Regions from separate parts of the Homo sapiens genome. Here region 2 is linked to region 1. A link is an interaction called in ENCODE POLR2A ChIA-PET data of the cell type or tissue named here. Cell type or tissue: HepG2. All regions are shown on one strand. Each heading gives the region's core, and the rest is flanking DNA. Links, peaks and the distances in the headings are about the cores only. Region 1 holds the start of LOC102723704 (a long non-coding RNA gene). Region 2 overlaps MANBA (mannosidase beta).

Region 1 (12,969 bases), core at 1,566-9,565:
GTAATGTCATAGTGCAACACATTACTCATGTTTATGGTGATGCTGGTGTAAACAAACCTACTGTGCTGCCATGCATATAAAAGTATAGCACTCAGTTATATACAGTGCATAATACTTACTAATAAATGACTATGCTATTGGTTTATGTATTTGCTATACTATACTTTTTATCATTATTTTACGGTGTACTACTTCTATTTACTTTTTTTTTTTTTTTTTTTTTTGAGATGGAGTATTGCTTTGTCGCCCAGGCTGGAGTGCAGTGGGGTGATCTTGGCTCACTGCAAGCTCTGCCTCCCGAGTTCACGCCATTCTCCCGCCTCAGCCTCCCAAGTAGCTGGGACTACAGGCGCCCGCCACCACACCCGCCTAATTTTTTGTATTTTTTTTAGTAGAGACAGGGTTTCACCGTGTTAGCCAGGATGGTCTCGATCTCCTGACCTTGTGATCCGCCCGCCTCGGCCTCCAAAAGTGCTGGGATTACAGGCGTGAGCCACCGCGCCCAGCCTCTACTTACTTTTTTAAAGAAAGTTAACTATAAAACAGTCTCAGGCAGGTCCTTCAGGAGGTATTCCAGAAGAAGGCATTGTTATCACAGGAGATGACAGCTCCAGGTGTGTTATTGCACTTGAAGACCTTACAGTGGAACAAGATGTGGAGGTGGGAGACAGTGATATCGATGATCCTGGCCCTATGTAGAACTAGAACTATGCAGAACTAACTATGTAGGTTAATGCTTGTGTTTGTGTCTTAGTTTTAAATAACATCTTTAAAAAGAAAAAATAAAACAAAAATTTAAAAAAATAGAAAATATCGTATAGAATATGAGTTTAAAGAAAATATTTTTGTATAGCTATACAGTGTGTTTGTGTTTTAAGCTAATTGTTATTTACAAGAGAGTTAACAAGTTGAAAAATTAAAACATTTATAAAGTTAAAATGTTACAGTAAGCTAAGGTTAATTTATTATTGAAGAAACAAAAAATATTTTTCATAAATTTAATATACCCTAAGTCTACAGTGTTTATGGGCGACAGGTATCCAAAATATACAAAGAACACTTAAAACTAAGCCATAAGAAAATGAACAAAAAAATCTCAACAGACACCTCACTAAAGAAGATATACAGGTGGCAAATAATTATATAAAAATAAGCATACATCATAAGAGAAATTGCAAATGAAAACAAAATGAGATACCACTACATACCTATTAGAATGGCCATTATCCCAAAGGCTGTCAACAGCAAATGCTGGTGAGGATGTGGAGGAACAGAAACTGTCATTCATTGCTGGTGGGAATGCCAAATGATAAAGCCACTTCGGAAGACAGTTTGGCACTTCTTTACAAAACCTAAGCATACTCTTAGCACATGTGATCATTAGTTTTATGTATCAACTTGACTCGGTCATGGGTTGACCAGATATTTAGTCAAACATTATTCTGGGTGTTTCTGTGAAGGTGTTTTGGGATGAGGGTACTATTTAAGTTGGTAGACCAAGTAAAGCAGATTGCCCTCCGTAATGTGGATAGGCCTCATCCAATCAGTTGAAGACCTGAATAGAGCAAAAGATTGACCCTCTCTGAAGGAAGAGACAACTCTTCTGCCTGACAGGCTTCAGACTGGAATACTGTCTCTTCCTGGTTCTACAGCAGCCTGCCAGCCTTTGGACTCAAACTGGAACATTAGCTCTACAGATTTTGGACTTACCACCTCTGTAATTGTGTGAGCTAATTTCTTATAATAAATCTCTTTATAATGTATATACATCCTACTGGTTCTGTTTCTCTGGAGAATCTTGACTAATATGCCATATGATCCAGTATTTGGATTCCTTGGTATTTACACAAAGGAGCTGAAAATATATATCCATCCAAAAACCTGCACATGGATGTTTATAAGAGCTTTAGCCATAATTGCCAAAATCTGGAAGCAACCAAGATTTCCTTCAGTAGGTGAATGGATAAACCAGGTGTCTGGTACATCCAGACAATGGAATATTATTCAGCACTTAAAAAATGGGCTCAGTCGCTCACACCTGTAATCCCAGCACTTTGGGAGTCTGAGACAGGCAGATCACCTGAGGTCAGGAGTTTGAGACCAATCTGACCAACATAGCGAAACCTCATCTCTACTAAAAATACAAAAATTAGCCAGGTGTGGTGATGCATGCTGTAATCCCAGCTACTTGGAAGGATGAGACAGAAGAATTGCTTGAACCCGGGAGACGAAGGTTGCAGTGAGCCGAGATTGCGCCACTGCACTCCAGACTGGGTGACAGAGCAAGACTCCATCTCAAAAAAAAAAAAAAAAAAAAAAAAAGAGGGCTATCCAGGCGTGGTGGCCCATGCCTGTAGTTGCAGCTACTTTGGAAGCTGAGGCGGGAGAATTGCTTGAACCTGGGAGGCAGAGGTTGCAGTGACCCAAGATTGCACCACTACACTCCGGCTTTAAGTGCATATTACTAAGTGAAAGCAGCCTATCTGAAAGTCTACATACTGTATGATTCCAACTATATGACAATCTGGGAAAGGCAAAACTATGGGAGACAATAAAAACATCAGTAGTTGCCAAAAATTGCAGGGAGGAAGGGATGAACAGGTGGAGCACAGAGGATTTTTAGGGAAGTGAAAATACTCTGTGATACTAGAATGGTGGATACATGTCATTATAATTTGTCCAAATCCATAGAATGTAAAACACCAAGAGAGAAATCTAATGTTAACTATGGACTTTGGGTGATAATGATACATCAATGCAGGTTCATAAATTGTAACACATGTATTACTCTGCTAAGGATGTTGATTAAGAAGCAGGCGGTGGGGGAGCAGAGTCTGCATGTGCTGAGCAGGGTGTGTACTGGAATTATGTACTATCCACTCAGTTTTGCTGGGAATCTAAGATTGCTCTATAAAGTTTTTTTTTAAATGAGCAAATGATTTGGATAAATATTTATCCAAAGAAAACATATACATGGCTACTAAGCACATAAAAAGATGCTCAACATTATTAGTTATTAGGCTCCTTGGTCCATTCAGGCTGCTATAACAAAATACCATAAACTGGATAGCTTATAAACAAAAGAAATTTATTTCTCACAGTTCTGGAGTGTGGGAAGTCTAAGATCAAGGCACCAGCAGATTCAGTGGGTGGTGAGAGCCCACTTTCTGCTTCATCGATGGCACCTTCTTATGGTGTCCTCACATGATGGAGGGGACAAAGGAGCACTTCTCAGGCTTCCTTTATAAGGGCGCTATTACCATTCATAGGGTAGAGCCCTCATAACCTAATCATATCTCAAAGGCTTTCCAACCCCTAATAATACCACCTTAGGTATTAGAATTTCAACATATTAATATTGGGGTCAGGGAGTGGGAGCAGATCATAACATTAGGGAAATGCCAATCAAAACCACAATGACATACCATTTCACACCCACTAGGATGGCTATAATAAAAAATATGGTCAATAACAGGTGTTTGCGAGGATGTAGAAAAACTAGAATTCTTGTACATCACTGGTAGAAATGTAAAATGGTATGGCTTTTGTGCAAAAGAGGTTGGTGGTTCCTCAAAAAATTAAATGTGGAGTTACTATATGACCCAGAACTTTCAATCCTACATATATACCCAAAAGAATTAAACATATAGGCTCACACAACAAGTTGCGCACAGATCTTCACAGCAGTATTATTTATAATAGCCAAAAAGTAGAAACAGCCCAAATGTCTATTAATTGGCTCATGTATAAACAAAATGTGATATATGCATGCAATGGAATATTATTCAGCCATTAAAAGAAATAGAATGCTGATAATGACATCATATTGTATGATTCCATTTATAGGAAATGTACAGAATAAGCAAATCCATAGAAACAGAAAAGAGATAAGTGCTTGCCAGTGGTTGGGTATTGGAGGAATGGGAATGGCTGCTAATTGGTACGGTGTTTATAATGTGATGAAATGTTTTGGAAAGAGATACTGGAGATGATTGCCCAACCTCGTGAATATATTAACATCGACTGAATTGTACCCTTTAAAATGGTAGACTTCATGGTATGTGAATTATATCTTAATTTGAAAAAATTATTTTAAGGTACGAGTAATGTAGATTTCAGGAATCCCTTTATGTCTTAAAATGAATTTATTTTGACACTACACTTTGTTGATAGTTTGACTGAGTAAATAATTCTAGGTTCAAGAGGAATTATTTTTTTTTAAACCTTGAAGACCTTTACCCTACCATATTCTAGCTTTCATTATGGCTGATGAGATGTCTGATTTTTTCCCCCTTTCTTTATTTGCTTATTTTTCTTTCCCTCCTTCCTTCCTTCTTTTCTTTTTTTAAGAAGAACTAGAAATTCTTCCTGGAAACTTTTAGAGTGTCCTCTTTATCTTTGTTTTTCTGAATCTCACAGTTATGATTCTGACAGTGAGTGTTAGGTAGGAAGGGAAATAATTGATCTTTATCAACATGAATATTGCTTCTCTGTTCAACTTATAAAAATATTCTTTTTTAAAATTTATTTTTATTGAAGACTAGTTTATATACATTGAAATTCACACATCTTAAGTGTACAATTTGATGAGTTTTAGCAAATGTACATACTTGTGTAACTACCATTTCATGTGCTTTTTGGTCATTTGTATTTTTTTCTTTTCTAAAATGTTTGCCTAAGTCTCTTTCTCATTTACAGTGGATCCAATTTGTCAATTTTTTCTTTTACAGATTGTGCAAGAGGAAGATGTATGTCACGTCAAAGAATTATTTGCTAGTCCTAAGTCCTGAAATTTCTATTTTTTCCTAAACATTTTATGGTTTTATATTTTACATATAAGTTCATGAGTTAATTTTTGCATAAAGTATGCGTTTTAAGTTGAGCTTCTTTTTTTTGCTTACAAATGTCACTTTGACAAATTTTAAAACTGAGTTATCTTTATTACTGAGTTGTAAGAATTCTTTCCATCCCCTAGATACACATCCTTTGTCAGATGTATGTATTACAAATATTTTCTTTTGGTCCTGGCTTGTTTATTCATTTGCTTAACGGTGTCTCTTATGGTTTTACATTTTGATTAAACCCAATGTGTTAGTTTTTTTGAGGTTGGTACTTTTCGGTCTCATGGAAAAAAATCTTTGCCAACCCCACAGTCATGAAGATATTCTTCTGTTTTTCTCTAGAAGCCTTTTAGTTTTAGCTTTTGAGTTTAGGTCCATGATGCATCTCAAAATTAGTTTTTTGTGTAGCATGAGGTAAGGATTGAGACTAATCTTTTTCCATATGTCCATCTAATTTTTCCAGCACCATTTATTGAAAAGATTTTTCTTTCCTATATAATTTCCTATAGTAGCATTAAGACTAATATGGCTATGTACTTGTTTAGGATGCCCTTGAACTCCTGTAGGTTGGGATGATGACCACTGGTATGCCTCATTATCAAAAGTGTCAAATTCCTGCTGCCTCATGTCATTGGCTACTTGCACATAATAATTTTGTCTATCTTCAGGGTTCTGGTTTTCCTTCTCTTTCTCTTCTTCACAATTTGGGTAATAGTCATCTTTGCAGCCATCAGATTCCTAGCTGTTCATATTCAGAGGTATCTTGATGTGATGGGATACTTTGTTTACCCCCTTCGCAGGCAGGAACTGGAGTGGTTCTTTCACTCTGCCCACCGCTGGCCACTCCTCCGCTCAGGAGGGAGGGTGCGAGCGAGCAAGTGCAGGAACTGAAGCGAACAAACACTGGAACTGGCCAGAGTCCAAGCATGTTATGACCAATACTCTGTCAGATCAGCCGTCCAGGGACAGGGGAGTGCCAACCAGCTCACTGGAGGGTCAAGGTGGCAGCCTCTGACCTCTCAGCACCCAGGTTCTTGTCCAGCATCCAGGAAGAATCAAGTCACATGAACTGTTTGAGAGGTTGATGAATGCAGAAGACTTTATTGAGCAGTGGTTGGCTCTCAGCAGAAAAGGAGACTGAAAAGCGGTCGGGAAAATGATCTCTCTCTCCCTGAAGCCCGGCTGCCCCTCTCTGAAGCAGCCCTGTCTGAAGTTAGCCACATCTATCCATAGTCTCCAACGTTCAGTTGCTTCTCTGCTCGCTGCTCAGCCACTTGTGTTGCTCTGCCAGCTGAAGTCTTCTATGGGCACAGGATAGGAGCATGGCAGGCCAAAAAGGTAACATTTGGGCAGAAAAACGGGGTCAGCTGTTTTCACTTGGGGCCGCAGTTTCAGGCATATGGGTGGGGTTTAGCTGGGAGCCCAGCCCTTCTGTATCATTGACAGCCAAGTTTCAGATAAAAAAAGCTGCTTCCTTCCCTCACCCTCTAACTCTTTAAAACTTTATTACTTCCTCAAATGCATTAGAAATTTGTGTCTGTATTTTTCAAGGTCATACACAAAGGTATTACTAAAATTACCATATGATTTTCATTGAGAACTCAATCTTTTGGCAGCTAAGCATTAATCAGGTTAGCCAAGTTGTTCCTTCCAAGGAGGGTTCCGGGAGGGTACAGGTCACAGCCATAGAACAGGAAAGAAGCAGGCCAAAGCCGATATGTGATCCAGGCTGCTTTCTCCTTCTCTTGTTCCGTCATCATTTTCAGGTAACTTCATCTTGACATTCTGCAAAACATAATTCTGGTCGACTACATGAGTGGCATGATGCTAATGTGACTTATGAGCAAGAAGTGGCAAATACCCTACATGCCCAAGTAAGTACATAGTGAGAAATAATTCCATAGAGATTCAGAGGCCTACCATATTGTTGAAATTTTGAAGAATACAACAATCCAATACATGTGTTATAAGGTAAAGACGGGTGGTAGAATATTGCGCCATCTATGATAAATAAAGAGGCATAGGCCAAGCATGGTGGCTCACACCTGTAATCCCAGCACTTTGGGAGGCCAAGGCTGGAGGAGTAGGAGTTTAAGACTTAAACTCACTTGAGCGTAGGAGTTTAAGACTAGCCTGGACAACATGGCAAAACTCTGTCTCCACAAAAAATACAAAAATTTGCCAGGCATGGTAGTGTGCACCTGTAGTCCCAGCTACTTGGGAGGCTGAGGTGGAAGGATTGCTTAAGCCTGGGAAGTGTAGTTTGCAGTGAGCAGTGAGCTGTGATTGCACTTGCACTCCAGCCTGGGTGACAAAGCAAGACCCTGTCTTAAAAAAAAAAAGAAGGAAAGGGAAGAAGAGGAGGGGAGGGGAGGGGAGGGAAGAGGAGAGGGGAGGGAAAGAAAGAAAAAGAAAGAGGCATAATGGTTTCTGGGTTTCTTTGGATTTTGGAGAAAGCAAATACTATATACTTTGAGTGGGGACCAGAACTACAAGCAGGTCAAGACAATCATGCAAGCTGTTCAAACACTTGTGTCATGACATCAGCAGATCTGCTACTGCTGGAGATAATCCTGACCCTGAAACTGCTGACTAGGCTAGGTTAGGAGGTATAGAGTTCCACCCAATTAGAAGTTATGACTAATAAGTGTAACAAGTGGAGTCACTTTGGGTTACTCATTCTATTGAGCAAACAGGTGAAAAATGGAGTTAATGCACTGGCTAGGGTAATGAACTCTGAGCTAGAGTTACTACTACCTAATTAAAGCAGGGAGGATATGTCTGGAACCGAAGGGAGTCAGTGGAGCATCTCTTACCATTTCCATGCCCAGTGTTAATTGTCGTCGGGAAATTACAGACTCAGATGAAGTTCCATGCCACAGCAAATGGGATCGGGCTTTTCCAGTAACTGCCCAAATGTTCTTCCCCTCTTTCTCAGCCTCACTTCCCTTTTCTTACACTCTTACTATTCTGAGATGGAACCTCGCCCCCCAAAATATTAACAATTAAGCTTTGTTTGAGTCTCTATTTTCCAGAGGACTCAGGCAAAGGCCCCTTCCAACTTCTAGTCTTTAGTCATTCAATCATTCTAGGGCTGTCCAGTAAAAATTAGACAGCCTGAGGCTGAGCTGTTCAATAGAAACAATATGAGTGTCATATAAAATTTTTAAATTTCTAGTAGTCACATTTTAAAAAGTAAACAGGTGAAATTAATTTTACTTAAACCAATATACCTAATATGTTGTCATTTCAACACATATTTAATATAATAATGAAATAGTTTTTTTATATTAAGGTTTCAAAGTCTATTGTGAATTTTATACTTACAGTATATCTCAATTTGAATGTTAACTTATCATTGGAAATACTTGATTTATATTAGATTTCATAAATTTTACAATAAAAAAGATTCACATTCCCAAGTTGTTCCAAAATATTGGGAGACAATTCTCCATGGGTCTCTCATATTTCCGAACATCTTGTGAGCAGAGGCACTGGTTGTCTTTGTTCTGAACTATCTTTAAAGGATGTCTGTATATCAAATAGCCTTGGAAGACTGACATAGTGTCTCCCTCTGAAGCATGAGGTAGGTATGCTTATTGTCCAGATCATAAAGTTAATGTGCAGCTGTGCTTGCAGGACAGTTCTCCAGGTAGCGTTATGCCACCCAGTTCCTCCTCCTTTCTGGCTTGTAGTCCTCAAAAAGTGACTGTAGAATGTACTGGGAATGCAACACTCTAAGATGAGGAGGGACTGTGTAGGCTCTATTATAGTCTCTCTTCCCTAGCCCTCAGAACAGGATGTCCTTCAAAGCTCTGGCCCTGTGTGTTATGACCCCAAAGTATATAACCCAAGGTGGGCTGCCTTTCAGGGTCCCTCAGCTGTGGTGCAAGTAGGGCACACATTGTTGAGACTCTATTTGCCCTAGGTAAATAGAGCTTTCAAGGACTGGCTCACAATGGATCCTGGGCTTCTTTTGTCTCTTGCTGCCTATCTGCAATTAATAAATCATTTCATGTAACTAGTGGCATATGAGTGTGTTATTTCTTAACTCAGGTAAGTTGGTAACCAGTGTACAGTGAAGCTGCTTTGCATTGTTTACCACCATTGTAAAATATTTAGGTTCCCTGAACTAAGGATTCCTTACCTATAAGACAATCAGCTGTGTATACAGATGTCATTTGACCCTCTTTGTATTGCTCTGTAGGAATCAGGCAGAAATTGGTTCAAAGAAATACTGATTCTCTGACTATTGCTATTGCTGTGATTAATAATACTCCTTTGTCTTGAACCCAGGGGTTCTGTGCCTTTTTACCAGTATCTATAAAACTGTGGAAGGTTGATTTATCTTATAAGCAGGGTACAATCTCAGACCACTTACAGTTCTTGACACAAAAATACTTGAAAGTTTTCCAGTAACCTAAATTGAGTACCAGAAAAAAAAAATCACTTTCCTTTAACAGTCACATCCATATTAAAAAAAAAACTGCCTCATATTTTTTAGAAAATAATTGATTTGACTTTGAAAGCAAAAGCATATCAATTTCAAAACTATGTGTTCAAGTAAAGTACATTCACTAAATCTTACGTTGACTCAGTGGTATTGATATTGAATTCAAAAAGAGTATTTCATAAATTGAAAAGCAACTTGAAATTTCTCTCAATATCAATAGTGTTCAAATTTTTCTTGTAGTTCTTACTGTTAATTTATATAATACTTTTGATTTAATTAAAATCTCCTGCATACTGATTTGTTAGAAAATGTAAACTCTTTTAAAAATGCGTAAAATCATTATTATTGGTTTGTATTACCAAAAGTTTAAATTTCAATATAAATCCTTGTACTTGTCTAAATAGGTCACGAGCTTTTGATTTTCTTGGAGTTTCAAATTTAGTTTGTTCACATGCACTGTGATATTGATAAGAAAGCATAAATCACACGGCTGTATTTTTCTCTTTGATTATGGAATATTTGTACAACTTTGTAATGTTTATAGAACTCTTCCATAACTCAACCAATGAATATTGAGAAAGAACACAAGATAGCTAAATTCATTCTCTTCTATTTCTTTCAATTGTTTCATAAACTGGCAATGACTCACAGAATTTGCATGGATACACGGAATAATTTCAATAACTATATCCATTACCTCTTCATAGAGTTTGCTTCAGAAAATTGAGCCCAGATATTTTTAATATCTATCATACAGTGGAATGAAGCAATAAGAAATCATGAGTCACTTATTTCAAAATGCCAATAAATTTAGATTTTGACCTAACTTAGCTAGAGCTTTGTCTCTGATGATATAAATTAACTTTTTTTCCTTTAAATTATTTTCCAACAACTGTAAAAATAAAAAAAAAAAAAGAATTGGCTGGGTGCGGTGACTCATGCCTGTAATCCCAGCACTTTGGGAGGCAGAGGCAGGCAGATCACTTGAGGTCAGCAGTTCGAGACCAGCCTGGCCAACATGGTGAAACTCCACCTCTACTAAAAATACAAAACTTAGCTGGGCATGGTGGTGCGTGCCTGTAGTCCCAGCTACTAGGGAGGCTGAGGCGGGAGAATTGCTTGAACCTGGGAGGCAGAGGCTGTAGTAAGCCAAGATCCCGCCACTGCACTTCAGCCTAGGTGACAGAGTGAGACTCCGTCTCAAAAACAAACAAACAAATAAACAAACCGCATCATGAGTTTGATTCTTAGGCCATGAATTGATATTTCTCTGTAAATTTGGAAGTTCTTTGAGACACAACATACCCAAATATGGGCAGTATTTCTTATATTACCTGATTTGTCTATAGCTAAAGAAACCTATTTGCAACATTTTAAATTTTGAATCAATTGATTTTTGATAGTTAAAAAGATACTGCATTCTACAGACACTTGTTTGATAATTTAATTGAAAATCTTTTACTTTTTAAAAATATTGTTTTTAGCCATTTCTTCATAATTTTCTAACATTTCCATAAATGATATAATAGTTTATTTTACAATCTCTCCATCTAAAAAAATTGTTAGAGGGTGTGTGTGTGTGTGTGTGTGTGTGTAAGAATCCAAGACCTTTTATAACTGGCCATATTTACAAACTTGGATCCTGTCAGATATCATTTAAATTTTTTTGTTGTACTTTTAATTCTGAATTCAGGCAATTAATTTGATCAATTCTTTTTGACTGCTGAGAGGAAAGTTCTTATGATATTTACTATGTTTTTGCTAAAAATGTCTCTCATGACTGTGTATTTTATAATCTTAATATTGTTATACAACAGATAAAAAGTCTTTTCATTTTGCTCTGCCCTAATAAATTGCAATTGCCATTCATTGTGAATTTTGTAACATACCCTCTTCCAGACCGTTTATTCATTCCAGTCATAGTAGTACCTTTGACATCTCCACTGAATCCAATTTAAATGTAAAAATTTGTTCTTCCTCTTCTTTTTTTTTTTTTTTATGAGACGGAGTTTCACTCTTGTCGCCCAGGCTGGAGTGGAGTGGCGATGTCAGCTCACTGTAACCTCCACCTCCTGGGTTCAAGTGATTCTCTGGCCTCAGCCTCCTGAGTAGCTGGGATTACAGACACCTAACACCACACCCGGCTCATTTTTTGTATTTTTAGTAGAGATGGGGTTTTGCCATGTTGGGCAGGCTAGTCTTGAACTCCTGATCTCAGGTGATCCGCCTGCCACGGCCTCCCAAAGTGCTGGAATTACAGACGTGAGCCACCACACCCAGCCTCCACCACCTCCTCCTCCTCCACCTCCTCCCCCCACCCCAACCTCCTCCTCCTCCTCCTCCTTCTTCTTCTTCGTATTATTATTATTTTTTGGAGACAGAGTCTCAGTCTGTTGTCCAGGCTGGAGTGCAGTGGCATGCTCTTGGCTCACTGCAACCTCTGCCTCCCAGGTTCAAGCAATTCTCCTGCCTCAGCCTCCCTAGTAGCTGGGACTACAGGCACGTGCCACCACGCCTGGCTATTTTTTTTTATTTTTAGTAGATGTTGGCCAGGCTGCTCTCGAACTCCTGACCTTAGGTGGTTTGCCCGCCTTGGCCTCCCAAGGTGTTGGGATTATAGGAGTGAGCCACCATGCCTGGCCTATTTTTTAAGCTAGAGAAAATAATTTGATGATATAATTAAAATAAGTATTTAAATTTTATTACCAATTAAAATTTATATCTTTGTAACTTTCACTGTCTGCAAAAATATTTAAATAAATCAGTGCATAGGAACAAAACATCCAAATTGAAAAACCTGTAACTGACAATATTGATGATATATTTATATGTAATACTAGAGTTGACCTACATGCTCAACATACACTGTATAACAATGTCTTATATGATGCAATGGTTAAAGTGAAATGTTGCCCTAACCAAACTGTAAAGTTGGGTTTCATGGAAAACATGCTACTTTTCTTCAGTTTTTAATTTTAAAATGTGACACTAGCCACATTTCAAGTGCTCAGTAGCCATATAAGGCTAGTGACCCTCATACTGGAAAGCACAGCTGTAGGCAACAGAGATTCAGCAGTAAACAAAGCAAGAGAAAAATCCCTCTCCCCTTGGGCCTCAAGTTTTCTGTCTACTTATATTTTATTTACTTAAAAAACAACATAGAGCTGTATTTTGAATTTTTATTGAGTCTGAAAATCTTTGTACTTTGATTGGATAATTTAATCCAGTTACATTTATTTATTATGTTTATTTATTGGCAGGGTCTCACCCTGTCGCCTAGGCTGGAGTGCAGTAGTGCAGTAGTGCAATCATGACTCACTGCAGCCTCAACCTCCCCAGGCTCAGGTGATGCTCCCACTTCAGCCCAAGTAGCTGGGACCACAGGTGCATGCTACCATGCCTGGCTAATATTTCTGTATTTTTTTGTAGAGATGGGGTTTCTCTATGTTGCCCAGGCTTGTCTCAAACTCCCAGGCTTAAGCAATCCTCCAGCCTCGGACTTCCAAAGTGCTGGGATTACAGGTGTGAACAACCGCACCTGGCCCCAATTACTTTTTGAATAATTACTTATACAATTTGGAATTTTACCTACCATATTGTGCCTTCTACTTGTCCTGCCATCTCTAGATCTCTCTCATTTGCCTTTTTTTCTCCTTTGTCTATTGATTTCTTCTC
Region 2 (12,969 bases), core at 1,827-9,826, 66 kb before region 1:
GCAAGATAACTCAGAAAAAAAAAGAAATCAGAAAAACAATTCAAAGTATCAATAAGAAATTTACAAAACAGACAGATATAATAAAAAAGAACCAAACATAAATTCTGGAACTGAAGAATCTAGTTATTCAACAATAATTAGAGAAAGCAGAAGAAAGAATTTCAGAACTTGAGGACAGATTTTTGGAAGTAAACCAGTCAAACAAAACTTTTTTAAAAGAATAAAAAAGATTGACAAAAGACTACATGACATATGGAATACCATAAAGTGACTAAATATTCTAATTTTCAGTGTGCCAGAAAGCAAACAGAAAATTACAAAGAGAGAAAACCTATTTAACAAAATAATAGCTGAAAACTTCCCAAGTCTGGCAAGAGATTTAATATCTAGATAAAAAAATCTCAGAGATTCCCAAACAGATCCATTCAATAAGGCCTTCTCCATGGCACATTACAGTCAAACTGTCAAAAGTCAAAGACAAAGAGAGAATTCTAAAATCAGCAAGAGAAAAGCACCTAGTTACTTATAAGGAAACCCTCATCACACTAACAGCAGATCAGATTTTTCAGCAAAAACGTCACAGGCCAGGAAAAAATGGAATGATATATTCAAAGTGTTGAAAGAGAACAGCTCCCAGCCAAGGATGCCATACCCAGCAAATTTATCCTTCATAAATAAAGGACAAATCATCTTTCTAAGACAAGCAAAAGCTGAGGGAATTCATCACCACTAGACCAGACCTACAAGAAATGGTTAAGGGAGTTCTACATATGGAAGCAAAAGGACAATATCTACCATCATGAAGATACATAAAAGCATAAAACCACTGGTTGAGTAAACACAAATGAGGATCATAAAGGACCCAAATGTTAACACTACAGAAAAACACCAAACCACAGTGATAAACAATAATAGAAACAAAAAAAGGTATACAAAACAACCAGAAGTCAATTAATAAAATGACAGGAATAAGCCCTCATATATCAATAATAACCTTGAGGGTAAATGAATTAAACTTTCCACTTAAAAGATATAAATTGACTGACAGGATTTTTTAAAAACATGACCAAACTATATGCTGCCTACAAGTAGCTCAACTCACCCCTAAAGACATACATGGACTGAAAGTAAAGGAATGGAAAAATATATTCCATGCAAATGGAAATAAAAATGAGCAGGCATAGCTATATCAACATCAAATAAAACAAAGTTTAAGTCAAAAAACAGTAAAAACAGACAAAAAAGGTCACTATATCATGATAAAATGATCAAATCCACAAGAGAATATAATAATTCTACATATATCTGCACCCAACTTGGAGAACCCAGATTCATGAAGCAAATATTACCAAATCTAAAGACAGATAGATTCCAATACAATAATAGTGGGGGATTTCAACATCTTACTCTCAGCATTACACAGATCATCTAGACAAAAAATTAACAAAGAAACACTGTATTTAAGCTGTACTTTAGACCAAATGAAACTAATACACATTTAAAAAATATATTATAGCTACAAAATGCACATTCTTCTCATTAGCACATAGCATATTCTCAAGAATAGATAATATGTTAGGCAAAAAAATGACTCAACAAGTTTTTAAAAATTAAAATCATATCAAGTATCTTTTCAGACCACAACGGAATAAAACTAGAAATCAATAACAAGAGGAACTTTGAAACCTGCACAAGCACATGGAAATTAAACAACATGCTCTGAAATGACAATTGGGTCAAGAAAGAAATTAAGGAGGTAATAAAAAAAGTCTTGAAACAGATAAAAATTGAAGCACAACATATTAAAACCTATGGAATACAGCAAAAGCAGTGCTAAGAGGGAAGTTTATAGCAACAGATACTTACATCCAAAAAGTAGAAAGATTTCAAATAAACAACCTAACAATGCTCCTCAAGGAACTAGAAAAACAAGAACAAACTCAATCCAAAATTAGAAGAAGAAAAGTGATAATAATGATCAGAGCAGAACTCAATGAAATAGAGACAAAAAAAACAGCAAAGGATCAATGAAATGAAAAGTTTGTTTTTTGAAAACAAGATTGATAAACCCCTATGTAGACTAATCAAGGAGAAGACCCAAATAAACAAAATCAGAAAGTTGTACTTTAGACCAAATGAACCTAATACACGTTTACAAAATATACTAATATTTTGTATATTATTATATACAAAATATATATATGAGAAATGAGAAAGGATACATTACAACTGATACTACAGAAACACAACAGATCACCAGAGACTATTATGAACGACTATACGCTAACAAACTGAAAAACATAGAGAAAATAGGTAAATTCCTGGACACATACAACCTGCCAATACTGACTGACAAAAAAATAGAGGCCAGGCGCAGTGGCTCATGTAATTCCAACACTTTGGGAGGCCAAGGCAGGAGGATTGCTTGAGAACAGGAGTTGGAAACCAGCCTGGGCAACATAGCAAGGCCCCGTCAGGAAGGAAAGGAAAAGAAAGGAAAGGAGGGAGAGAGGGAGGAAAAAGGAAAAGGCAAGGCAAGGCAGAAAAGGAAAGGAAAGGAAAAAAGAAAGGAAGAAAGAAAGAAAGAGAGAGAGAGAAAGAAAAGAAAGAAAGGAAGGAAGGAAGGAAGGAAGGAAGGAAGAAAAGAAAAGAAAAAGAAAGGAAGGAAGGAAGGAAGGAAGAAAAGAAAAGAAAAAGAAAGGAAGGAAGGAAGAAAGAAAGAAAGAAAAAAAAGAAAGAAAGAAAGAGAAAGAGAGAGAGAGAAAGGAAGGAAGGAAGGAAATAGTGAACCTGAACGACTAATAATAAGTAGCAAGACTGAATCAGCAATAAAATCTTCCAACAGAAAAAAATCCAGGACTGGATGCCTTCACTGCCAAATTTTACCAAAGTTACAACGAAGAACTAATACCAATTCCACACAAACTATTCCAAAAATTGAAGAGGAGATAATTCTCTCTAACTCATTCCAGAGGTCAGCATCACGCTCATATCAAAACCACACAGAGAGGCAACAAGAAATAAATAAAAGGAAAGAAAAGAAAACTATAGCTCATTATCCCTGATTAGCATGGATCCAAAGATCCTCAACAAAATCCTAGCAAACCAACTCCAACAGTATATCAAAAAGATAATATACCATGAGCAAGCAGAATTTATCCCAGGGATGCAAGGATCTTACATTTGTACAAATCAATAAACGTGATACATCACATCAACAGAATGAAAGACAGAAAACAGATGATCATCTCAACAGATGCAGAAAAAGCATTTAATAAAATTCAATATCCCTTCATGATAAAAACTATCAACAAATTAGTCATAGAAGGAGCATACCTCAACATAATAAAAGCCATATATAAAAACCCAGAGCTAACATCACACCAAATGAGGAGGAGCTGAAAGTCTTTCCTCTAAGAACTAGAATGGGAAAAAGATGCCCACGTTCACCACTCCTATCCAATAAAATGCTGGAAGTCCTATCCAGGGCAATAAAGCAAGAGAAAAACATAAAAGGTACCAAATTGGAAAAGAGGAAGTAAAATTATTCCTCTTTGCAGATGACATGCTCTTACATCTGCAAAAACTTGGAAGATTCATAAAAAAATTCTTAGATCTGATAAATAAATTCAGCAAATTTGTAGGACACAAAGTCAACATACAAAAATTAGTAGTGTTTCTACACATCAATGATGAACTAGCTGAGAAAGAAATCAAGAAGGCAATCCCATTTACAATAGCTACAAAAAATAAAATACCTAGGAATAAATGTAACCAAAAAGGTGAAAGACCTCTACAAGGAAAACTATAAACGTCTGATGAAATAAATTGAAGAGGTCACACAAACAAATCGAAAAACATCCCATGCTCATGGGTTGGAAGAATTAATATCATTAAAATGACCACCATACTACCCAAAGCAATCTACAGAGTCAATGCAATCACTATCAAAATACCAAAGTCACTTTGTACAGAAATAGAAAAAAAATCCTACAGTTCATATGGAACCAAAAAAGAGCTCAAACAACCAAAGCAATCCTGAGTCAAAAGAAGGCATCACACTACCTGAAAACAGACACATAAACCAAAGGAACAGAGTGTAAACCCCAGAAATAAACCAACTTATTAATAACTAACTGATTTTTCACAAAGGCATCTTGGTCAGAGAACATGCATTGGAGAAAGAATACCCTCTTCAATCCTCTTCAATAAATGGTGCGGGGAAAATTGGATATCCATAAGCAGAAAAATGAAACTGGACTCTTATCTCTCACCATAAATAAAAATAAACTCAAGATGGATTAAAGACTTAAACATAAGACCTGAAACGATAAAACTACTAGAAGAAAACATACGAGAAGCATTTCAAGACATCGATCTAGACAAAGATTTTTATAGCTAAGACCTCAAAAGCAAAGATAACAAACATAAACATAGACAAATAGTACTATATTAAACTAAAAAGCTTCTTCACAGCAAAGGAAGCATTCAACAGAATGTAGAGACAACTTGTTGAATGGGAGAAAATATTTGCAGACTATTCATTTGACAAGGTACTAATATCTGGAATACACAAGGAACTCAACTGAACAGTAAAAAAGCAAATAACCCCATTTAAAAGTGGGCAAAGGACATGAATAGACATTTCTCTAAAGAAGACATACAAATGGCCAACAGGTATATGCACAAATGGTCAACATCACTAATCATCAGGGAACTGTAAATCAAAACCACAAATACTATCTTACTCCAGTTAGAATGACTATTACTGAAAAGACAAAAAATAATAGATGCTGGAGAGGATGCAGAGAAGAGGAAACATTTATACACGGTTGTGGGAATATGAGTGAGTACAGCCACAATGGAAATACTATATTTCTCAAGAAACTAATAGTAGAGTCATTACCATACAATCCAAGAATCCCACTAATAGGTAACTATCCACAGAAAAAGAAATCAGTATAACAAAAAGATACTTGCACCCCATGTTTACTGCAGCACTATTCACAATAGCAAAGATATAGAATCAACCTAAGTGTCCATCAACAGATGAATGGCTAAAAAAGAATAAAATCATGTCTTCCACAGCAACATGGATGGAACTGGAGGTCATTATGTTAAGTGAAATTAGACAGAGAAAGACAAATTTTGCATCTTGCCACTCACATGTCAGAGGTAAAAATGTTGATCTCATGGAGGTAGAGAGTGAAATAATAGAGACGAGAGGCTAGGAGGGGTATATGAGTGGCAGAGAGGAATGAAGAAAGGCTGATGAATGGGTACAAGCATGCATTTAAATAGAAGGAATAAGTTCTAATGTTTGACAGCATAATAGTGTGACTATACTTAACAACATGTATGGTATATTTCAAAATAGCTAGAAGAGAGGACTTGAAATATTCCCAACATAGAGAAATGATAAATACTAGAGGTGATAGATACCCGAATTACCTTGACTTGATCATTACACATTCTATGCATGTAACAAAATACCACACATACCCCATAAATATGTACAAATATTACGTGTCAATTTAAAAAATGTATTTAACCTTCACCAATGTAGTTGAGAGGAGGAACTGTTTACACTGAATCTAAATTGAATTTTAAGCATCATTTAAATTAATTCATATAAAATTCACTCAGTCACTAGTGACTAATAAAGTGAACTCTAATAACTCAGGAAGAAATGTTTAGTTTCATATTCAAATTGTAAATTAAACCAGAGCAGTATTATTCAAATTTTTTTCAGGCATCAGGGTACCCAGAGCTTATAATGCATTTTGCAGACCACCCAAAATACTGATTAAGCTTCAAAATAAATAAATAACTTTTTGCTAAATCGGACCACTTTTTTTTTTTTTTAAACAGCATCTCGCTCCATCACCCAGGCTGGAGTGCAGTGGTACAATCACAACTCACAGCAGCTCTACCTCCTGAGCTCAAGCGATCCTGCCACCTCAGCCTCTCGAGTAGCTGGGACTGCAGGTGAACGCCACCAGGCCTGGCTAATTTTTGTATTTTTTGTATTTTTTGTCAGAGATAGGATTTTGCCATGTTGTCTAGGTCGGTCTCTAACTCTTAGGCTCAGGGAATCCACCCACTTTGGCCTCCCAAAGTGCTGGAATTACAGGCATGAGCCACTGCGCTCAGCTCAGACCACTTCTCACACCAGATTCTGTTATTTATACCTGAGAAAACGTATGGGTGGTAGCATGGGATGAAGGGAGATTAAACCATTATTTGATTTTAGTAGCGAAAATCTTTAGTTGGATTACACCTCAGAAGAATAGTTTGGGAAGCACTAAACTAGAGAATTATAAGCACAGCCACATTTACATGTGCAATTTAAATTAGATCTTTTAATGCCTTTTTAAAGTTTAAAAATACCAACAGCACCAAATAACCTCCTCAAATCTAAGCATCTATCATTTGCTTTCATCTTCTGCCTTCAGAAAATACAGATTTGGCTCAATTGAATAGCAAGCTAAGGTCACCAGGGCTCTCAAGATAACAGAACTCTTGAACTGACACACCACATTCTTTCTTACTGATTTCATCTAGTTAGGCCTCCGTGTGATTACACTGAGCATTGCACGCTCTCATTTAAGATCTCACTTGCCTCCATCTTCATCCTTCATTTCCCTAACTTCTCAAATCCTCACTGATCTTTGATTTTCTGGCTCTTATCTTGGAAGGTTATTTGTTTTGTTTGGTAATTGTTTGTATCTCCCCTCCCCACACATGAAGGGATCAGTGTACCTACTCTATTTCTTTTATCAAATAAACACAGCGCTGAGCAAAGAAAGCAACAAATATTTAACCAGCTTTTAACTTATCCACTGACATCTGTGAGATTTCTGAGGTTCTATTTCAATGCTCCTTGATATTGAATAGTTGCTTCAACTTAAAAAGTACTATTTTTCACCTTAGAAATATTTCTTTTGGCCAGGCGCAGTGGCTTACGCCTGTAATCCCAGCACTTTGGGAGGCTGAGGCGGGCAGATCACCTGAGGTCAGGAGTTCGAGACTGGCCAATATGGAGAAACCCCATCTCTACTAAAAATACAAAATTAGCTGGGCGTGGTGGCACATGCCTGTAATCACAGCTACTCAGGAGGCTGAGGCAGGAGAATCGCTTGAACCCGGGAGGCAGAGGCTGCAGTGAGCCAAGATTGTGCCACTGCACTCCAGGCTGGGCAACAAGAGTGAAACTCCATCTCAAAAAAAAAAAAAAAAAAAGAAAAGAAAAGAAATCTTTCTTTTGCCCTGTTTACCTTCCAGTTTATTTTTAACTCTTCACAAGGCTGTTGTGTCAGGGCCCTTGTGTCAGGGCCCTCAGAGTAGTGCTCTGGGTTATGAAGAAAATGTACAGAGACAGAAAGCCAGTCTAACGGTGTGAGCAAAGCAAGAATTTGACACTAAAAGTGACTACAGAGGCAGCAAAAAGGAGCACAGCCAGCAGGCCCAGTTCTTTCAAGAAAGAATACTTATCTCAGGAAAACTTGGCGCTGCTCTTCCATTTTATTTTTTCCTTTTTCTGTAAAATATGCTAAAAGATACCTACCTACATATCTGCTTTATATTGTCAATTTTCATGTAAAATCAGTTTGTACCTATTTTTTACTTTTATAAATTGATTGTACCACAAAGTTTTTAAAAATTCTAAATCTCTGAAAAACATACCTCTGTATTTCAATTATAAACCCAATTTTTATAACAAGAAGACTCAAAAAGAAAAAAAAATCACATCTTTCAGCTTACCATATATTGGGGAAAATGTGAAGTAGTTCAGGTGACAAATATTATAGGCTTCAATTCTAACATCTTTCCAGATTCCCTGGGTAGGAAAGGAAGGCCCCCAGTCCCAACTAAAGGAACATTGCTCCTGCAATTTCAAGGAGAAAAAGAAGATATATTCTGATTATGGTGAAATTTAAACATTATGAAAAACATTTTCTTTAAAAATGTTACATATGTGTATATAAGTTTGCTATGGCAGCCATAACAAAGTATCACAAACTAAGTGGTTTAAACAATGGAAATGTATTTTCTCACAGTGAAGTCCAAGATCAAGCTATCAGCAGGTTTGGTTCCTCCTGAAGCCGATCTCCTCTGTTTGCACTGTGTCCTCACATGGTCTTTTTCTGTGCTAGGCATCCCTGGTGTCTCTCTCCATTGTCCAAATGTCCCCTTCTTAAAAGGACACTAGTTGTATTGGAATAGGGCCCACACTAACTGCCTCATTTTATCTTAATCACCCCTTAAAGACCTTCTCCAAATATGATTACATTCTGAGATACCAGAGGTTAGGACTTCAACATATGAATTTGGGGGGACCACAAGTTAGTGCAAAACTGTGTGTGCCCCCCAACCACCATACACAGCCTCTGAGGTGGCCCACAATGATCCCCCCTTTGAAGTGACCTAGTGAATCACTTCTAACCACCAGCATATAGCAAAAATGATGTGATTTTATTAATTAGGTTATAAGAGACTAAGCCTTGAATTTTGGGTACTCTCTCATGCCCTCTCTTGGCCAAGAGGGAAGCCAGCCTCTGTGTCATGGGGCAGCTCTGCGGAGAGACCCATATGGGCAATCTGAGGTCTGCCAATAACTACAAGTGAGCTCAGAAACAGACTCTTCAGCCTTGAGTCAACTTGAGCCAAGCCTTGAGACAACTGCAGCCATGAGACCTTAAGCCAGAGGCACCCAGCTGAGCCACACTCAACTCAGATTCCTAACTAACAGAAGCTATCATAATAAATGTTTTGTTTATATTATTTTTTAGAAATCAGAAAACCTATAGTCCACATATTTTCTTTTTTTAACTTTTAAGTTCAGGGGTACAAGTGCAGGTTTGTTATATAGGTAAACTTGTGTCATGGGGGTTTGTCATAGAGATTATTTCATCATCCAGCTATTAAGCCTAGTACCCATTAGTTATTTTTCCTGATCTTCTCTCTCCTCCCACCCTCCACCTTCTGGCAGGCCCCAGGGTGTGTTGTTCCCCTCTATGTGTCCATGTGTTCTCATCAATAAATGTTGTTTTAAGCTGATAAGTTTTGGCATAATTTGTTACATCACAATAGATAACTGATACAATATCCAATATATCCAATATATCTATGTTGCACGTAACCTATGAAACAGATAAATTTGGCAGAAATGTTCTAAGAACATAAAATCTATGAAGAGTTGTACATTTATTCTTCAAATGCTTACTACATTGAAGCAACTCAATAGTTCCTCTTTAAATTTCTCTATAATATCTCTGAACCTAACCATTGTATTTAAATCTAATAGTTACAAAGAATATTGTGCTTACATGTAATAATTAAAAAGAATGAGGAGGCCGGGCGCAGTGGCTCACGCATGTAATATCAACACTTTGGGAGGCCGAGGCGGGTGGATCATCTGAGGTTGGGAGTTCAAGGCCAGCCTGACCAACATGGAGAAACCCCGTCTCTACTAAAAATACAAAATTAGTTGGGTGTGGTGGTATATGCCTGTAATCCCAGCTACTCAAGAGGCTCAGGCAGGAGAATCGCTTGAACCCGGGAGGCGGAGGTTATAGTGAGTTGAGATCGCACCACTGCACTCCAGCCTGGGCAACAAGAGTGAAACTCAGTCTCAAAAAAAAAAAAAAAAAAAAAAAAAAGAATGAGGAAACATATTGAAAGACAAACACTTATAAATAGGTTTTAAAAAGCTCTGGCTAAACTTGCCAACCTCAGGTATGAATTCAGAAGTCCTTGTTTCTGAACGTGAAGCCCAAAAGCAATCAGTTCGATCTTTAGCCCCTGAAACAGGTGGCCAAGGCAGACATTTTATCCAATCTTATTTGACCTGGGTACCTGTCTCTCCCTTGATGACACTCAACTTCCATATTAAGTTACAGAGTTCAAATTCAAAAATAAGAAATAATTCTGTAAAATAAATCCCTTTCACACAGAATGTTTTCTAATTTCTACTTCTTAAAAGAAAAAAATATTTTCAGAACAGTTAATTAAAATGTGTAAAGCTATAAGTTCAGCTTTTAAAAAGGAATAAGTTTGGGTCATACATTTTATGGGGGGAAAAAAAGTAACAAGCACCAGAGGAAATACTAAAATCCTTCTAGATGGAGTCATTTGTGAAATAGAACCTGAAGATTTGGCCAAACTGTTGTCATTTGGGTATTATTTCCTTAGCTCTGTACTCACCTAAGATAGAGACAAATTTGTTTTTACTATGGAGAAAAACAAAGAACTAAAGTTACTTTATAGCATCCACATCTGTCTAAATTTACCACTTAAGCACCAGATTCTCATATTCAGAATGAAAACCATCTTGGGGACATTTATGGGAGAATTTTAGTATCTATTTGTAATTTTTTCATTGGAGATAGGGAAAAGAAGGAGAGCAAAATAATCAACATCTTATGAGGGAGACTATTTTCCCCATTAAGAGCTACAAATCACTCTTAACCTCTTCAAGAAGTATTTATTAAGTGCCTTCTATGTTTCAGGCTGGGAGTACTTCAATATACACAACAGACACAGCTCTTCTGCTTATAATGCTCACAGTCAAGCACGAAATTCAAGCATTGAATAAATAATTACAAGTATAATGAGTTTTACAATGGAAATAGGCAGGGAACATACAGTGAGAGGTTGAGGAGGATGGGTATCAAGATGAGTTTTCCTGAAAAAAAAAAAAAAGACCCTGAAGGGTGAGTACCGTTTATCCACTGTGAGCAGGCAGGAACTTTTTTTTTTTTTTTTTGAGATGTCTCACTCTGTCACCCAGGCTGGAGTATAGTGACACAATCTTGGCTCACTGCAGCCTCAACCTCCAGGCTCCTCCCACCTCAGCCTCCTGAGTGGCAGGGACTACAGGCTAATTTTTGTATTTTTTTTTAGACTTGGGGTTTTGTCATGTTGTCCAAGCTGATCTTAAGCTCCTGAACTCAAGTGATCCACCTGCCTTGGCCTGCCAAAGTGCTGGGATTACAGTCATGAGTCACTGTGCCGGCCCAGAAGCATTCCTTTCAGAAGGAACAGCATGTGCAAAGGTCTGGAGGTGCAGGACAGTCTGATGCATTCCAGAAGCTGAAGAGAGAACAATGGGAAGAGGCAGGGAGATGACTGGAGAAGTGAGCATGGGCCAGACAGAGCTAAGACCCATGGACACTGGCCTAAAGGCAATGAGAAGCTGTTGAAGAGTTTGAAGAAAAGCAGTGCTGTGATCATTTTTTTCTGAAAAGACCATTCTAGCTGCTCTGTAAATGATTAACTAGAGGAAGGCAAGTGAAGTTTCAGGGATGCCAGTTAGGCAACCAGGGCAATATTTCATGCAAGGCATGACTGAACTCAAGACACAGTGGCAGAAATGAAATGTGAACAGACTGAAGAGCTATTGAAGAGGTACTATTCACATCATCAAGAGGACTAAGCAATAGATTGGAAGAGAGAAAAAGGAGAGAAAGGTGTCAAGAAAAACTCAAGTTTCTGGCTTGAGCACCTGTTGTGGATAGTATTCCATTCAGCAAGAGACAGAACCCTGGGAGAAGGACTTAAATCACAAGTGCGGTGTGGCGCATACTGAGCTTTAGGTCCCTGTGAATCAGACAAGTGATGATGCTAAATAAGCATCTGAATGTAAGGTCTGGAATTGAAGACAAGTTGGACGGAAGACACAATATTGGGAGACAATGGCAAATAGATTTGTTATGGAAGAAATGAAAAATGAGATAGCCTAGAGAGGGTATAAAATGAGAAAAGAGTCTAGAACAGAGAAAGGCCCTATAATATAACTTTTAGGAGAACAAGGATGTGGATAAAGAGACTTACAAGGAACGGCCAGAGATGTAAACGGAAAACAAGGAAGATGGCATCAAACACTGGTAAGAGGGTAGCAGAAGTGATGAGTCCCACTATCCATTCTGGACAGAAAAGGAAGCAGAGACAATAGGGGACTTAGGTTGCTACAGGGAAAGTGGAGGTTCAAAGAACTGGTGAAAGAGAATATCAGGGGAACCAGCCCCCAATATTTCAACATAGGTTCTTTTCTATTTTCCCTAAGTGTCAGCCAGTCTGAGAAATAAACAGAAAGAGTACAAAGAGAGAAATTTTACAGCTGGGCCTCTGGGGATGACATCACATATTGGTAGGACCGTGATGACGACCCCAAGCCACAAAACCAGCAAGTTTTTATTAGGGATTTTAACAGGGGAGGGGGTGTACAAACAGGGAGTAAGTCACAAAGATCACATGCTTCAAAGGGCAATAAAGATCACAAGGCAAGGCAAAATTAGAATTACTGATGACAGTCTATGTCCCGCTGTGCAAACATTGTCTTGATAAGCATCTTAACAGGAAACAGGGTTCGAGAGCAGAGAATCAGTCTGACTAGAATTTACCAGGCTGGAATTTCCCAATCCTAGTAAGCCTGAGGGTACTGCAGGAGACCAGGGTGTATTTCAGTCCTTATCTCAACCGCATAAGACAGACACTCCCAGGGTGGCCGTCTACAGACCTACCCCCAGGAATGCATTCCTTCCCCAGGGTTACTCCTTGCTGGGAAAAGAATTCAGCGATATTTCTCCTACTTGCACATCCGTTTATAGGCTTTCTGCAAGAAGATAAATATGGCTCTATTCTGCCTGACCCCACAGGCAGTCAGATGTTATGGTTATCTTCCCTTCTTCCCTGAAAATCGCCGTTATTCTGTTCTTTTTCAGGGTGCACTGATCATATTGTTCAAACACACATTTTACAATCAGATTTCATATTGTTCAAACACACATGTTCTACAATCAATTTGTACAATAGTGGTCCTGAGGTGATGTACAGTCTCAGTTTATGAAGATAACAGGATTAAGAGATTAAAGTAAAGACCCCACTAACTTCATATAACCTAAGCTGAGCATCTTGTTCATTACCTGTAATTATAGTAATAAGCCTCCAAAATAGATATCACCACTC

The links. Peaks named below come from ENCODE experiments on the same cell type or tissue, not always from the same donor. Only the 100,000 strongest peaks of a DNase experiment are listed, where the experiment ranks them.
Region 2: POLR2A ChIA-PET joins it to region 1 with 6 read pairs; 2 of 35 experiments call an interaction of 5 or more read pairs at or near these places.

What each region holds. Positions count from the first base shown.
Region 1 is chr4:102,773,167-102,786,135 of GRCh38, forward strand. LOC102723704 (a long non-coding RNA gene) reads left to right here and starts at 3,871. Exons shown (of 5, transcript NR_125932.1): 1 at 3,871-4,057; 2 at 4,731-5,255; 3 at 5,642-6,179; 4 at 6,608-6,715. LOC124900743 (a long non-coding RNA gene) reads right to left here. Exons shown (of 2, transcript XR_007058208.1): 2 at 4,920-6,626. In HepG2, for the core only: no CTCF peak of the experiment used is centred there; DNase peaks (open chromatin) are centred at 5,755 and 7,425; H3K4me3 peaks cover 1,687 bases.
Region 2 is chr4:102,706,674-102,719,642 of GRCh38, forward strand. MANBA (mannosidase beta) reads right to left here. Exons shown (of 17, transcript NM_005908.4): 5 at 7,765-7,888. Among named protein-coding and RNA genes, the nearest start is that of MANBA, 48 kb to the right of the region's middle. RefSeq lists a silencer at 11,079-11,373. In HepG2, for the core only: a CTCF peak has its summit at 8,582 (motif pointing left); a DNase peak (open chromatin) is centred at 6,548.